2 separate regions of the Homo sapiens genome follow, and region 2 is linked to region 1. The links are chromatin contacts, found by Hi-C or POLR2A ChIA-PET in ENCODE. All regions are on one chromosome and are shown on one strand. The core of a region is the stretch at or near the end of the contact, and the rest is flanking DNA. Distances in the headings are between cores, read along the strand shown.

Region 1 (6,683 bases), core at 199-2,698:
TATAACCACCTTGAAGGTAACAATTCCTCCCACTTGACAAATGAGGAAGTGACGCCCAGCAAGGTTCAGACATCTGTCCTGGGTCTGACAGCAAATAAGTCACCAGCCAGTCACCTGAGCTGCCGGAGCCAGTTTCTTCATGTACAAAACTGGGGGTGCAGAGGTTGACGGGGTGACTAATGAGGGCACACAAACCTGAAGGAGGCCCGGGCTCGGTGTGACACCTGGCTGCACCCAACATATTTAAGTTCCTTACTTCCCTCCCCTGGCACAAAGGAGCCGAGCTGGCACAGCCAGGGGCAGTCACGGAGCTGCGGGGGAGGCTGGCAGGGAAAGGGAAACGCTTCCCCAGCCCAGACTCTAGCTCCCTCTGGCTGCGGGGAGCCAAGGCCCCGGCCCATTAGTCGGTCCTTCTGGACTGGAAGCAGGCTGGTCCCGTTTGTTTCCAGGGAAAGCGGGTTAGGACTGCCTGTGGAAGGCCCCGTTGCAGGCTCCTCACAACCCCAGTGGTAGACATTATTCCCCCCACGCAGAGGAAATGAAGGCTCCGTGAGTGACTGACACGGCGATAAACCAAGTCTAACTTGGCTCAAGATCTTTTCTTTGCTGGGAGGGGCTGGTGAGGCTGCAGCAGAGGGTCCCCCAAGCTTTCTGGCCAAGCGACCTGGGTGGGTGTCCGTGACTGTACCTGCTCAGGGCTTGCCTCTAGCTGCCTCCGAACCCTACCCTTTTCCAGGCTGGTGGCCCAGGGGATGCAGGAACAGCTCTAGTCTACTAAGCTGAACCCGGACTCAATGCTAACGCGTGCCCCCACCGCCTTGAGGGTTGGGATGGGCCTGTCACTAGGCCACCTCCAAGGAAACAAATCCCTCTTCCCACTCACGTCCCGCCGGGACATTCAGGGGCCTCAGCTTGAAGCTAGACTGGAGCAATCGCCAAGCACCGCTCCCCTGCAAGGCAGCACATCCAGAGCGAAACAAAGAGTCAAGGGTTGTGGCTCCTGGAACCGGCATTCCCTCTGTCCACAGCCGCCCCAGGACTCTGCTGGGCCGGGGTCGGGGCTTCCCACTAGGGGCTCCCAAGGCTACGAGCCAAGAACCCACGCAGATGAAGGTACGGTGGGGTGCAGGGGCAGAAAGAGGAGGGAAAATGGGCCGGCCAGAAAGCCGACTTGGAACCCTGCAGTGTCATCGCAGCCAAGTGTCTTCACCTCGCAGGGCCCGAGTCCTCCTCGGTAAATGAGTCCACTCGGTCCCATGGGGCGGTTGGGTAGCTTTAACAAGCCAGTGAGCCCCGGGTCACCGCACTCTCCTCACAGGTGCCCCAACCTGGCGTCCGTCACGCTCTCGGGCTGCGGCCACGTTACCGACGACTGCCTGGCGCGCCTGCTGCGCTGCTGCCCACGCCTGCGCGCACTGCGCCTGGAGAACTGCGCGCGCGTCACCAACCGCACGTTGGCTGCCGTGGCGGCGGACGGGCGCGCGCTGCAGACATTGCACGTGGACTTCTGCCGCAACGTGAGCGCGGCCGGCCTGCGCCGCCTGCGCGCCGCGTGCCCGCGCCTGGCCCTGCGGGCAGAGCACAGCGCCGCCATGCTGCCCGACCAGCCCCCGCGCCCGCGCGCGCCCGCCGCGGCCCTCGGCAAGCTGCTGCAGCGCTAGACGCCGCCCCGCCGCTGCCCCCGGGGAAGGAGCGCAGCCCCAGACCGTCCTGGCTTCGAACCCAGCTCTTCCACCTTCAGACCACCACCGCATATTCTGAGCCTCATTTTCCCCGTCTGCACAGTGGGGATAAGAAAGCCTACCTCACGTTACGATTTTATACATAGGATAAACGCAAGATTAAATGGATATTTGGAAAACACTCGGCTGGTTCTCACTCAACACCACCGCCTTTCCCCTCTTGCTTCCGCCCCAGGCTTTCTGCTGTGCGCTCCCCACGGAGGCGGGAGGCGCCTGCACCGTCCTCGGGGACTCCGATCGCCGTTGGACCGAAATCACCTCGGTGGGGAGGACCTGACCACTCGGAGTTCGCCGACTTGCGCTCGGGGGTGACGGGGGCCAGGGCTGCCGCGCGCAGGGGTCTGGGGAGCCTCCGGGCGGAGCGACCCAGCGAGACCCCGCCGGCTCCCGGAGTGTCCTGGGGACCGCCACCTCCAGGAGCCCCGGTGGTGATCTCGGTGAAGCAGGAGGAGGGGAAGCAGGGGCGCACGGGCAGAAGGAGCCACCGAGCCGCTCCTCCTTGCGGTTTTGCCCGCACGCGCGTCTGCCCGCCCACCTTTCCTGGGGCGGATGCGTTCCCGCAGTGACCGCACTCGCGATTGTAGAAAATTCGCTCCCAATTGTTGAATGCTTACATAAACTGCATAGTTACCCATATTTTCTACTGTTCTCATAAGGGAAAAAGAAATGATTTGGAAGAAAAAAAAAGCCTCAAACTAAACAAAAACAAAACCAGCAGCCCTGGCTAAGCTTTTGATAATGGAACCATTATAAGCTGACAAGCTAGATTTTTCACCTGTTGGATTTGCTGGACATGAGCACAAGCCTAGGCTTCCAATTTGAATTTCAGGGCTGTAGTCACTGATGTGTCACATTTAGTGAAGGCTCTCGGCCCCCCGGCAGCCGCCTGGTCCTGGGTCACTGGGGAGAATTCTGGGTGGGTGGAAGAGGCGAGGAGCACTGTGATGGGCGCTGTTCACACTCCGGCTCCACCCAGCGCCAGCTGCGACAAAGCCCTTTACCCCTCCCAGGCCAGGTGTTTCTTCTGTGTGAAAGAGGAGCTTGATCCCTACTCACAGGTTCCTTAATTCATTGCTCAAATAGGGAAACGGCAAGGAAAAAGACAAATTCTGTTCTCATGAAGCTTACCTTCTAGTGGGGGAAGAGACAACAGGTAACTGGTATATAAGAGGGTAGAAGGGCCAGGTGCGGTGGCTCAATGCCTGTAATCCCAGCACTTTAGGAGGCCAAGATGGGCGATTCACGAGGTCAGGAGATCGAGACCATCCTGGCTAACAAGGTGAAACCCCCGTCTGTACTAAAAAAAAATACAAAAAATTAGCCGGGCGTGGTGGCGGGCACCTGTAGTCCCAGCTACTCAGGAGGCTGAGGCAGGAGAATGGCGTGAACCCGGGAGGCGGAGCTTGCAGTGAGCCAAGATCGTGCCACTGCACTCCAGCCTGGGCGACAGAGAGACTCTTGTCTCAAAAAAAAAAAAAAAAAAAAAAAAATGGTAGAAAGTATTTGGAAAAAAGTGCAGGCTGTAACAAGGGCTATTAGGGATTGCTGGCAAGAGATTGGGGGGTGAAGCCTCTGAGAAAGGGTTGACCAATGTAAGCCTCACTGAGAAGATGACATCTGAGGCATGAAGTGAGGCAGGGGGCATAGATACTCCTGGCAGAGGAACAGTCAGTGCAGAGGCCGCGGACTACAGGCATGGCTCATGTGCAAGGAGATCAGAGTGGCTGGAGCAGAGTGAATGAGGAGGGAAGCTGAGTAGCAGGTATCTGAGAAGCAATGCAGCCCGCAGCTTAACTTCAACATGCTTTTAAACTTTTTTCCCATTCTCTTGAGTTTCAAGATATAACCTTGAGGAAACTCAAAATCCTTTCTCCTTAGCCTTAAAATAGACTCCACGTCCCTCCCCTTTCTCACCAGATATGCTCCCTTTTCATTTATCTAACTGTATGCTACTATTTAATTGTGTGATGTCTTAGAAGTTTCAGTGGCTAATCTTGAGACAGACCAAGCCTGGAGACCCAGCTGCAAACCTCCAAAAATTACTTCAAAATGGCTAATTAACAACCTGACCATTGTTAAAATAATGTCAATCCGAGGTCCAGGTGGACTGAAGCCCAAGATAGCCACCAGAACAAAACACACAGACATCATACTCAGCCCATTTCTTGCATGCCTTCCTTATCAAGTCTTCCCTTTTAAAAACCCTAAAAATTGCTTTCCCCTCTAAAAATTGAAGCAGTTACTTTAAATAGCAATCTGGCTACTTCCCCCTTTACTAGTTTTGGGTAATAAATTTGCTTTTTATTACTAGACTTCGTTCTTGTTAATTCAAGCATCTGCACCTGCTTTGTTTGGTTATGGTAAGGGATGGGGGTAGCAGTGGATGGACAGATTAATGTGAGGAAGAAATGAGAGATGAAGGTTCCCCCTCAGCCCAACCTACCCCCAGAAGGAACCAGGGCGCCATGCACAGATGATAGGTGAAGTCCCAGCGGCCCTGGATTTTGTTCCAGGCAGAACATGTGGACAGGCAAGCAGCACCCTGTCCCACACCAGCCCTTCTGGGGACTGCCAAAGGGCTCCGGGCTGGGGCAGTGCTTACTCCAGAAACAGGGTAGCCACAGTAAGCCCTGGCCCAGCATAATCCCTTTGTCAGGAGAGCCAGCTCTGTCACACCACCAGCTGCAGTGGAGTGGCAGGACTCTGCTACTAGCCTGTGAGACACAGGCTGCTTTTTGGTGATTTCTCAGTTTGCCCACCATTGCTTTGCACTCTGGAGAGGCGTTGTTGGGAACGAATTTTTCTCCCATTACTCTGAACACTGTTGAAAGCAAGCTCAGGCTTCCAGGGGGTTGAATGTTTGTCTACAACAGAGCCACTTAAACCCCAGGCCTTTGTTTTCATCTTCTCCAAAAAGCCCCAATTTCTAGTATGTTCTATTTGTCCTAAATTGGTGGCTTAGCCTGGACAACAACAGGATCCTGGCTTCAGGATCTAATGGATCTGGGTTTCCATCCCATTTCCCTCACTTTCTAGCTCTGTGACCAAGGACAGATTGGCCCTCTCCAAACCTGTTTTCTTATCTGAGTACTAAGGATAACAAGGGAACCTTGCTTTTGGGGTTCTTTTAAGGACTGTGATTATGTAAAGCAGGGGTCACTATAGGTTGAGCTAGAATGGGGTAACCTGCATTCCCCGACAACCCCCCTTTCCCATGGAAGCTCTTTTGTAGTAAGGGTTAAGTTCCCAGTTAACCCTCCAATGCCAACTAACTCCCCTGCATCCCAAGACATAGTGATCACAGAACTCAAGCAGTGCTGGCAGCTGTGTCCAGTGCTGTTTCTAGGGACCCAAATTGGCCCCCACCTTAGCCAGAGGAGCTTTGGGTTCTGAAGTGAAGGGTCATTTTAGGTGCCCCCAGAAGGTGGGCACTGATGGAGACACATGGCTCTCCACTCTGCCTTCTAACAGACACTGTTCACCACCAGGCATGAGCAAAACACTTAACAGAGCGCAATACCTCACTTAATCTACAAAACCACTTTTGGAGCTTCCAGATAGCTACATGCATGGAGGTTCCTGGAGGGTGGTGTGTCCAGGGAGGGCATGGAATCTCCGTGCCCCTTCCCCACTAAATTAAAAGGTAAAAAACAGCCAGGTGCAGTGGCTCACGCCTGTAATCCTAGCACTTTGGGAGGCCAAGGCGGGCGGATCACCTGAGGTCAGGAGTTCAAGACCGGCCTGATCAACATGGTGAAAAACTCTCTTCTAAAATACAAAAATTAGCTAGGCATGATGGCGGGTGCCTGTAATCCCAGCTACTTGGGAGGCTGAGATGGGAGAATCGCTTGAACCCGGGAGACAGTGGTTGCAGTGAGCCGAGATCGGGCCACTGCACTCACTGCACAGCCTGCGCAGCTGAGCAAGACTCCGTCTCAAAAACAAAAAAAAAAGTAAAAAACAAAAGAAAAATCCTTTCAAACTTAGGTTAGCATATAACAAAGAGCCCTGCAGACTTAATTAATCCACCAACTAATTCATCTCACAAGCATTTACTGGGTATTGGCCATGGGCTGGGCCAGGCCCTACCTGGAGTGACTCAGCCCTAGTTAGAAGACATGCAGCTGAGGTTGAGGGGGTGTTCTTGAGTGATCTCCAAGCTTTGCCATTCATAGCTTTTGACGAGATATGACCTCTCTGAGCCTCCGTTTCTTTATTTGTAAAATGGGACCAATACCCTCTTGGGACTGGGGGATAGGGGGAGGTATCCTCATATCCTTGGGGGGCTAGAAAAGCTGAGTGCCTGGCACAACACACAAATCCCAGGCACTGGGAAGAAGCAAGCCAGGTCTATCTGTGGGTAAGCCAGGCACCCTTTGTGGCAGACAGAGCTTTTGAGCTGGGCCACAGGTTCCAACCGTTAAGGAGAATATTTCCATTGGCAGGCATGGCACAGCAAAGGCAAAGGTCAAGAAGCCCAAGGCATATCCAGGGAAGGGGTGAGCCAGGGCTGATGGAAGCCTGATTGTATTCCCGAGCCACCCAGAAATGGTTTGGGATTATCTATGCCCTCACAGCCTCTATTAGATCATAGACATCCCTCAACTCCTGCAATGCTAACTCTTTCTAAGGTTTGGCCAAGGCAGCGAATGGTCACTTGCAGGTGAAGGTGGTGGGAGAGAACAGAACCTCACCACTGGGGCAGGACACTGCTCCCTGGCTGAAGGCTGACCTGTCACCACGTTGCACTGGTCTGCATAGGAGCCCCAGTGCCGGCAGAGAGACCAGGGCCACAGGCTCTTAGGTCAGGGTTCCAGATCTCCCCCAGGAGGCAGCAGGCTGCTAGCAGGAGGTGGTGCTCTGAGGCTTGTCTTACAGAGACACACTGGCCTGTTTCTGCACAGGATGAGTGTTCGGAGGGGAAGTGACTGAGCCACCCCG
Region 2 (6,583 bases), core at 1-2,500, 1.2 Mb after region 1:
ACGTAATGGGTGCTATAGGGGACGTAATGGGTGCTATAAAGGACGTGACAGGGAGCAGGGTCAAGGCTACACAAGATCACGAGGACTGTCACTGGTAACACAAAGAGGTCACAAAGACGGAGAAAGGGCTTTGGGCTAACCGAAAATCCACCCTTAGAATATGCCCTGGGCCGGGCGCAGTGGCTCGCGCTTTAATCCCAGCACTTTGGGAGGCTAAAGTGGGCGGATCACCTGAAGTTAGGAGTTCTGAGACCAGCCTGGCCAACATGGTGAAACCTCGTCTCTACTAAAAATACAAAAATTAGCCGGGCGTGGTGGCGGGCGCTTGTAATTCCAGCACTTTGGGAGGCTGAAGAAGGAAGATCGCTTGAGCCCAGGAACTCGAGACCATCCTGGGCAACATAGCGACACCCTCTAATTAAAAAAAAAATACATACATATAAATACATACATATGCATACATTATATATATGTGTGTGTGTGTGTGTATATATATGTATATATATATATACACACACGCACCCTGCTACACAATTTCCATTTCTATATATCCAATTTCTATATATATATACACACAATATATATACAATTTCTATATATATACACACACACACACACACACATATACACACACACCGTGCTACACAACAATTTCCAGAGCGGCGGATGGGCACCGAGGATTAGGGAGCCTCAGGTGTCCTGCAAGGACCTCACTAGAACAGGGGTCCCTGCGCAGAAAGAATCCTCCTTCCCCGAGACCCAGGGCGAGCACATGAATCCTCAGAGTACTCTCCCCAGGAAGCAGGAGAATCGCCCGTGGGGAGATGCAAAGAGGGCTGCCGTGTAATAAGCGACTTCTGCCTTGTAGGTACATTCACTGGCTTATATGCAGCGGGCAGGTCTCACTCTTCCCCGTGTACAGACGTGGAAACAGGCTAAGAGAGGGAAACTCACTTGCCCTTCATAAGCCACAGCGGCTAGTAGTCAAAGTCAGTGTGATTCCCATGCCCTCGCGCTTCCCACCACCAAGGTGGGGACGAGGTGGAAAATATTCGGCTAGGGAAATCGCGGGGGACCCTGGGACCCTAGAAGCCGTGCTCCCTCAGGCTGACCCATTTGTTTGCACCCTCCCGCCGGAAACCCCTAGATAAATCAGGCTCTTTGCTCCCCACCTCTGGGTTCGGGCAGACACTCACTTGTGCCGACACTCAGATGAACAAGCAGATCGTAGCCGGCCTGTGGCTAAGCTCCGAAACTAGAAATTTTTCAAATGCTAGAGGCAGAAAATCACCCAATCACCGACTGGATCTTTAAATTCTCCAGCCACTCAGAGGTAGGGGCGTAACAATGGGCGTGTCTTTCTTTGCGTCTCTACTCCAGGAGCTTGGGCTGTACCAATTGCCTGCTAGAGGAAGGAGGTTTATGGTGGTGGCTGAGCATACCAAATCCAGTGGACGGCTGGGCGTGGTGGGAGGAGGCCGCCGCTGCGGCAGCCACCCGGCGGCGCGTGGTGTCGGGTCTGAAAACCCTACGCGACTCCGAAGATTTATTTTCAGAACCATCCTTCCAGCACACTCCCTCTCCCCTCTAGCCCGCACACAGAGGCTGGGCTTAGCCTTGGGGAAGATCTGCCTTTGGACTCTCACACCCCTGTTTACACTCACAGTACCATTGTCCAGTTCTGGGCAGACCACCCCAAGGCCTGCCCAATCCCTCCCCCGCCCCCAACTCTACATCCTTCTCTGCCTTTGTAAGGGACTTTACGCTTTGGCTCTCTCACCCACCTGAGGCCCATGAGTGAGAAACTCTGAGACCTGTGCCACGTGCCAGAGGGTACAGCGGAAGCGAGTAGAGTCTCTGTCTTCAGGGAAATTGTATCCCTCTTCTTGCACAGGATGCTGAAAGAATTTACTTTTAATCATCTTTATTATCTCATTGAAGCTTGGAATTACATAGCTGGAAAGGATCTTACAGGTGAGTCTGGCTACCTCATTTTACAGATAATGATAACTACCATGGATTAAATTGCCCTTTCCTTTCCTTTTTCCTTCTTAGGGCTCACTCTGTCGCCCAGGCTGTAGTGGAGTGCAGTGGCACAATCTCTGCTCACTGCAACCTCTGCCGTGGCGCGATCGTGGCTCACTGCAACCTCCGCCTCCTGGGCTCTGGTGATCCTCCCGCCTCAGCCCCCCAGGTAGCTGGAACTACAGATGCACACCCAGCTAATTTATATATATATATATATATATATATATATATATATATATATACACACACACACACATATATACACACACATATATATACACACACATATATATATACACACACATATATATATATACACACACATATATATATATAATTTTTTTTTCGTATAGACGGGATGTCACCATGTTTCCCAGGCTTGTCTCGAACTCCGGAGGTCAAACGATCCACCCACCGTGGCCTCCCGAAGTCCTAGGATTACAGGCATGAGCCCGGACCTTATTTTTCAAATGAGAAAAAAGCAAGGCTTCCAGAGATTTTACTGAAGGTCACATAGCTGATATGGAGAGCAAAACCAAACATTGAACCCAGATTACCTGCTCGCTTAATCACTCCATGGGGCTTAGCTACTACACCACACTGCTCCCAGTCTGTTAGCGGTAGAGGGTGATGACTGAAAGTTGTCCAGGTTCTTGGCGTTTTGAACAAAGAATTGGACAAAATGCCCATCAAAGCAAAGAAAGAATGAAGCAACAAAAGAACAAAAGCAGGAATTTTTTGAAAACGAAAGTACGGCTAGGCGCGGTGGCTCACGCCTGTAATCCCAGCACTTTGGGAGGCCGAGGTGGGGGGATCACTTGAGGTCAGCAGTTCCAGACCACCCTGACCAACATGGTGAAACCCTGTCTCTACTAAAAATACAAAAATTGCCGGGTGTCGTCGTGGACATCTGTAATCCCAGCTGCTTGGGAGGCTGAGGCATGAGAATCACTTGAATCCAGGAGGCAGAAGATACAGTGAGCCTGGATCGTGCCGCTGCACTCCAGCCTGAGCGACAGAACGAGAACTTGTCTCAAAACAAACAACAACAACAAAAAACAAAAACGAAAGTACACTCCACAGTGTGGGAGGGGACCCGAGATACAGAATTTTCTTGGGTTCAAATACCCCCTAGAAGTTTCCCATTGGGAACTTTACGCTTACTTCATGTAACTGAAGTGGTAGCGATAATCAGTCTGATTGGTTGCAGACAGCAACCATTCAGCCACCATTCAGAGGCTGGAGTGAAGTTACAAAGTTGCAAACGAAGACTGGACCCACACTCCTATGATTTGTTGCAGACAGCCAATCTCCCATCTGCCAATCTCCCATCTGCCATGCGGGAAACGTCAAAGGGAGTAGCCTTTGGTCCTTTTGTTCTTGTCCTTACTTAGGAGTGGAAAGTTAGAGTTTTCCTTTTTTTTTTTTTTTTTTTTTTTTTTTTTTGGGAGACAGCGTCTGGCTCTGTGCTCTGTTGCCCAGGCCGGAGTGCAGTGGCAGGATCTCGGCTCACTGCAACTTCTGCCTCCTGGGTTCAAGCGATTCTTCTGCCTCAGCTTCCCAAGTAGCTGGGACTACAGGTGCGTGCCACCATGCCCATTTAATTTTTGTATATTTGGTAGAGATGGGGTTTCACCATATTGGCCAGGCTGGTCTCGAACTCCTGACTTCGTGATCCGCCTACCTCGGCCTCCCAAAGTGCTGAGATTACAGGCGTGAGCCACCATGCCCGGCCAGGGTTTTCTTTTTTCTTCTTCTTCTTCTTCTTATTTTTTTGAGGTGGAGTCTCTATTTGTTGCCAGGCTGGAGTGCAGAGGCGCTATCTTGGCTCACTGCAACCTCTGCCTCCCCCATTCAAGCGATTCTCCTGCCTTAGCCTCCCAAGTAGCTAGGACTACAGGTGCATGCCACCATGCCCAGCTAATTTTTGTATATTTAGTAGAGACGGGGTTTCACCATGTTGGCCTGGATGGTCTCAATCTCTTGACATTGTGATCTGCCCGCCTCGGCCTCCCAAAGTGATGGGATTACAGGTGTGAGCCACTGTGCCCAGCCGGGTTTTCCTTTTAATTTAATTCTAGGAAGTCGGCGTGAAACAGCCTTAGGTTCCCTGCCTCCAGACCCTGTTCTTCTGCCTCAAGGTGACTGGCCTAGCTTCATGAAAGGTATAACCTGGACTGGAATCTCAGCTAGTAACAGCCACTGCAATGCCTTTCCAGTGGATGCTACCCTAAGCAGGTTTCCATAATGTCTCAAGCCTCTGTTTTCTCAAAATGGGAGAAAGATAAAAATAGTCTAAAATTGATTGGTGATAGTTGCACAACCCCGTGACTATACTGAAAACCATTGAATCGAATGCTTTGAATGCTTAAATTGTATGGTATGTGAATTATATCTCCATAAACCTGTTAGAAATCTTTTTTTTTTTTTTGAGACAGGTTGTCACTCTGCCACCCAGGCTGGAGTACAGTGGCACAATCATAACTCACTGCCGCCTTGACCTTCCTGCTCAAGTGATCCTCCCATCTCAGCCTCCCAAGTAGTTGGAACTACAGATGACTACCACCACGCCTAGCAAATTTTTGTATATTTTATAGAGACTAGGGTCTCGCCATGTTGCCCAGGCTGGTCTCGAACTCCTGGTCTCAAGAGATCTGCCAGCCTCAGCCTGCCAGAGTGCTGGGATTACAGGAGGGTGCCACCATGCCTGGCTGGAAAGAAATCTTGAGAGATATTTTTCTTCTCCAGTGTTGTCTTGACATATATTGAATATCAGTGGCATGCGTCATTGTGTATGAGTAAATGAGTAGGTTAAGAAAAATTTTCAGCTGGGTGTGGTGGCTCACGTCTGTAATCCCACCACTTTGGGAAGCTGAGGCAGGTGGATCATGAGGTCAGGAGTTCAAGACCAGCCTGGCCAAGGTGGTGAAACCCCATCTTTACTAAAAATACAAAAATTAGCTGGGTGTGGTTGCAGGCATCTGTAATCCCAGCTACTCGGGAGGCTGAGGCAGGAGAATCGCTTGAACCCAGGAGACAGAGGTTGCAGTGAGCCAGGATCGCACCACTGCACTCCAGGCTGGGCGACAGAGCGAGACTCTGTCTCAAAAAAAAAAAAAAAAAAAAAAAGAGAAAAGTTTTCAAGGTCATTATGGTAGGCAGAATAATGACCCCCTTCCCCAAAATGTCCATGTTCAAATCCCTAGAATTTGTGAATATTATCTTACATTGGCAAAAGGGACTTTGCAGATATGATTAAGTTTTTTTTGTTGTTTGTTTTTTTTTTTTGAGGCGGAGTTTCACTCTTTTTGCCCAGGCTAGAATGCAATGGCATGATCTCAGCTCACTACAATCTCCACCTCCCGGGTTCAAGCAATTCTCCTGCCTCAGCCTCCCTAGTAGCTGGGATTACAGGCATGCGCCACCACACCTGGCTAATTTTGTATTTTTAGTAGAGACAGGGTTTCTCCATGTTGGTCAGGCTGGTCTTGTACTCCTACCTCAAGTGATCCGCCCACCTCGGCCTCCCAAAGTGCTGGGATTACAGGCGTTAGCCACCACACCCGATCATGGTTAAGTTTTTTGAGATGAAGATGTTATTCTGGATTATATGAGTGGCCCAATGTAATCACAGGGGAAAGAAGGAAACAGGAGTCAGAGAAGATATGACAAAGGAAGTAGAGTTGAGAGAGAGAGAAAGAGAGACGTGAAGATGTTACTGCTGGCTTTGAGGTTGGAGGCAAGGGCCACAGACTAAACCAAGGAAGGCAGGAGCTCTCTAGAAGCTGGAAAGGGCAGGGAAATGGATTATCTCCTGGAGTCTCCAGAAGAAAAACAGCTTTTGATTTTAGTACAGTAGGACACATTTCAGACTCCTGGCTTCCAGAATGACAAGATGATAAATTTTTGTTGTTTTAAGCCACTAAATGTATGATAATTTGTTATAGCAGCCATAGAAATAAGAAACAAATACAGCCACATAGAGAGAAAATGAAAGAGCTGGGATTATGAACCCAGGTCTGTTTCCAAAGCCTGTGTTCTCTCTTTCCACTGCTCTCTGCTTACAATGGGCCTAGCGCACTTACACACAGGGGAAGCCAAATCCCTTACCCTGATTCTGTGTGCAATACCCCAGACTGCTTCAAGGGAAGGCACCAGAATGTCCCAATGGATTTTCTCTTAATATGTTTTTTTTTGTTTTGGCTTTCAAACTTTTTTTTTTTCTTTTTTTGAGACAGTCTCGCTCTGTCGCCCAGGCTGGAGTGCAGTGGCGCAATCACGGCTCACTGCAAGCTCCGCCTCCCGGGTTCACGCCATTCTCCTGCCTCAGCCTCCCGAGTAGCTGGGACTACAGGCGCCCGCCACTACGCCCAGCTAATTTTTTGTATTTTTAGTAGAGACGGGGTTTCACCGTGTTAGCCAGGATGGTCTCGATCTCCTGACCTCGTGATCTGCCCGCCTCTGCCTCCCAAAGTGCTGGGATTACAGGCGTGAGCCATCGCGCCCGGCCTTGGCTTTCAAACTTTTTAAAAACAATTGTGGAAAAATATACACG

What was found. Hi-C counts contacts between places; a loop is a spot of excess contacts on that map. ChIA-PET counts read pairs that join two places held with the same protein, here RNA polymerase II (POLR2A). Pooled maps may share reads with other maps.
Region 2: a loop to region 1 is called in a pooled map, with 2.2 times the contacts of the local background. The contact joins the promoter of PIF1 here to the promoter of USP3-AS1 in region 1. A Hi-C loop is called at or near these places in 2 of 50 pooled maps. POLR2A ChIA-PET finds 5 or more read pairs at or near these places in 2 of 52 experiments (HepG2 and T-cell).

What each region holds. Positions count from the first base shown.
Region 1 is chr15:63,599,379-63,606,061 of GRCh38, forward strand. USP3-AS1 (USP3 antisense RNA 1) reads right to left here and starts at 1,449. Exons shown (of 3, transcript NR_034080.1): 1 at 1,211-1,449. It overlaps FBXL22 (F-box and leucine rich repeat protein 22), which reads left to right. Exons shown (of 2, transcript NM_001367807.1): 2 at 1,319-1,863. The coding sequence ends at 1,661. RefSeq lists enhancers at 566-1,283, 1,546-2,363 and silencers at 1,351-1,640, 2,061-2,190.
Region 2 is chr15:64,824,397-64,830,979 of GRCh38, forward strand. It overlaps PIF1 (PIF1 5'-to-3' DNA helicase), which reads right to left and starts at 1,251. Exons shown (of 13, transcript NM_001286496.2): 1 at 1,173-1,251. RefSeq lists enhancers at 1-194, 1,384-1,513.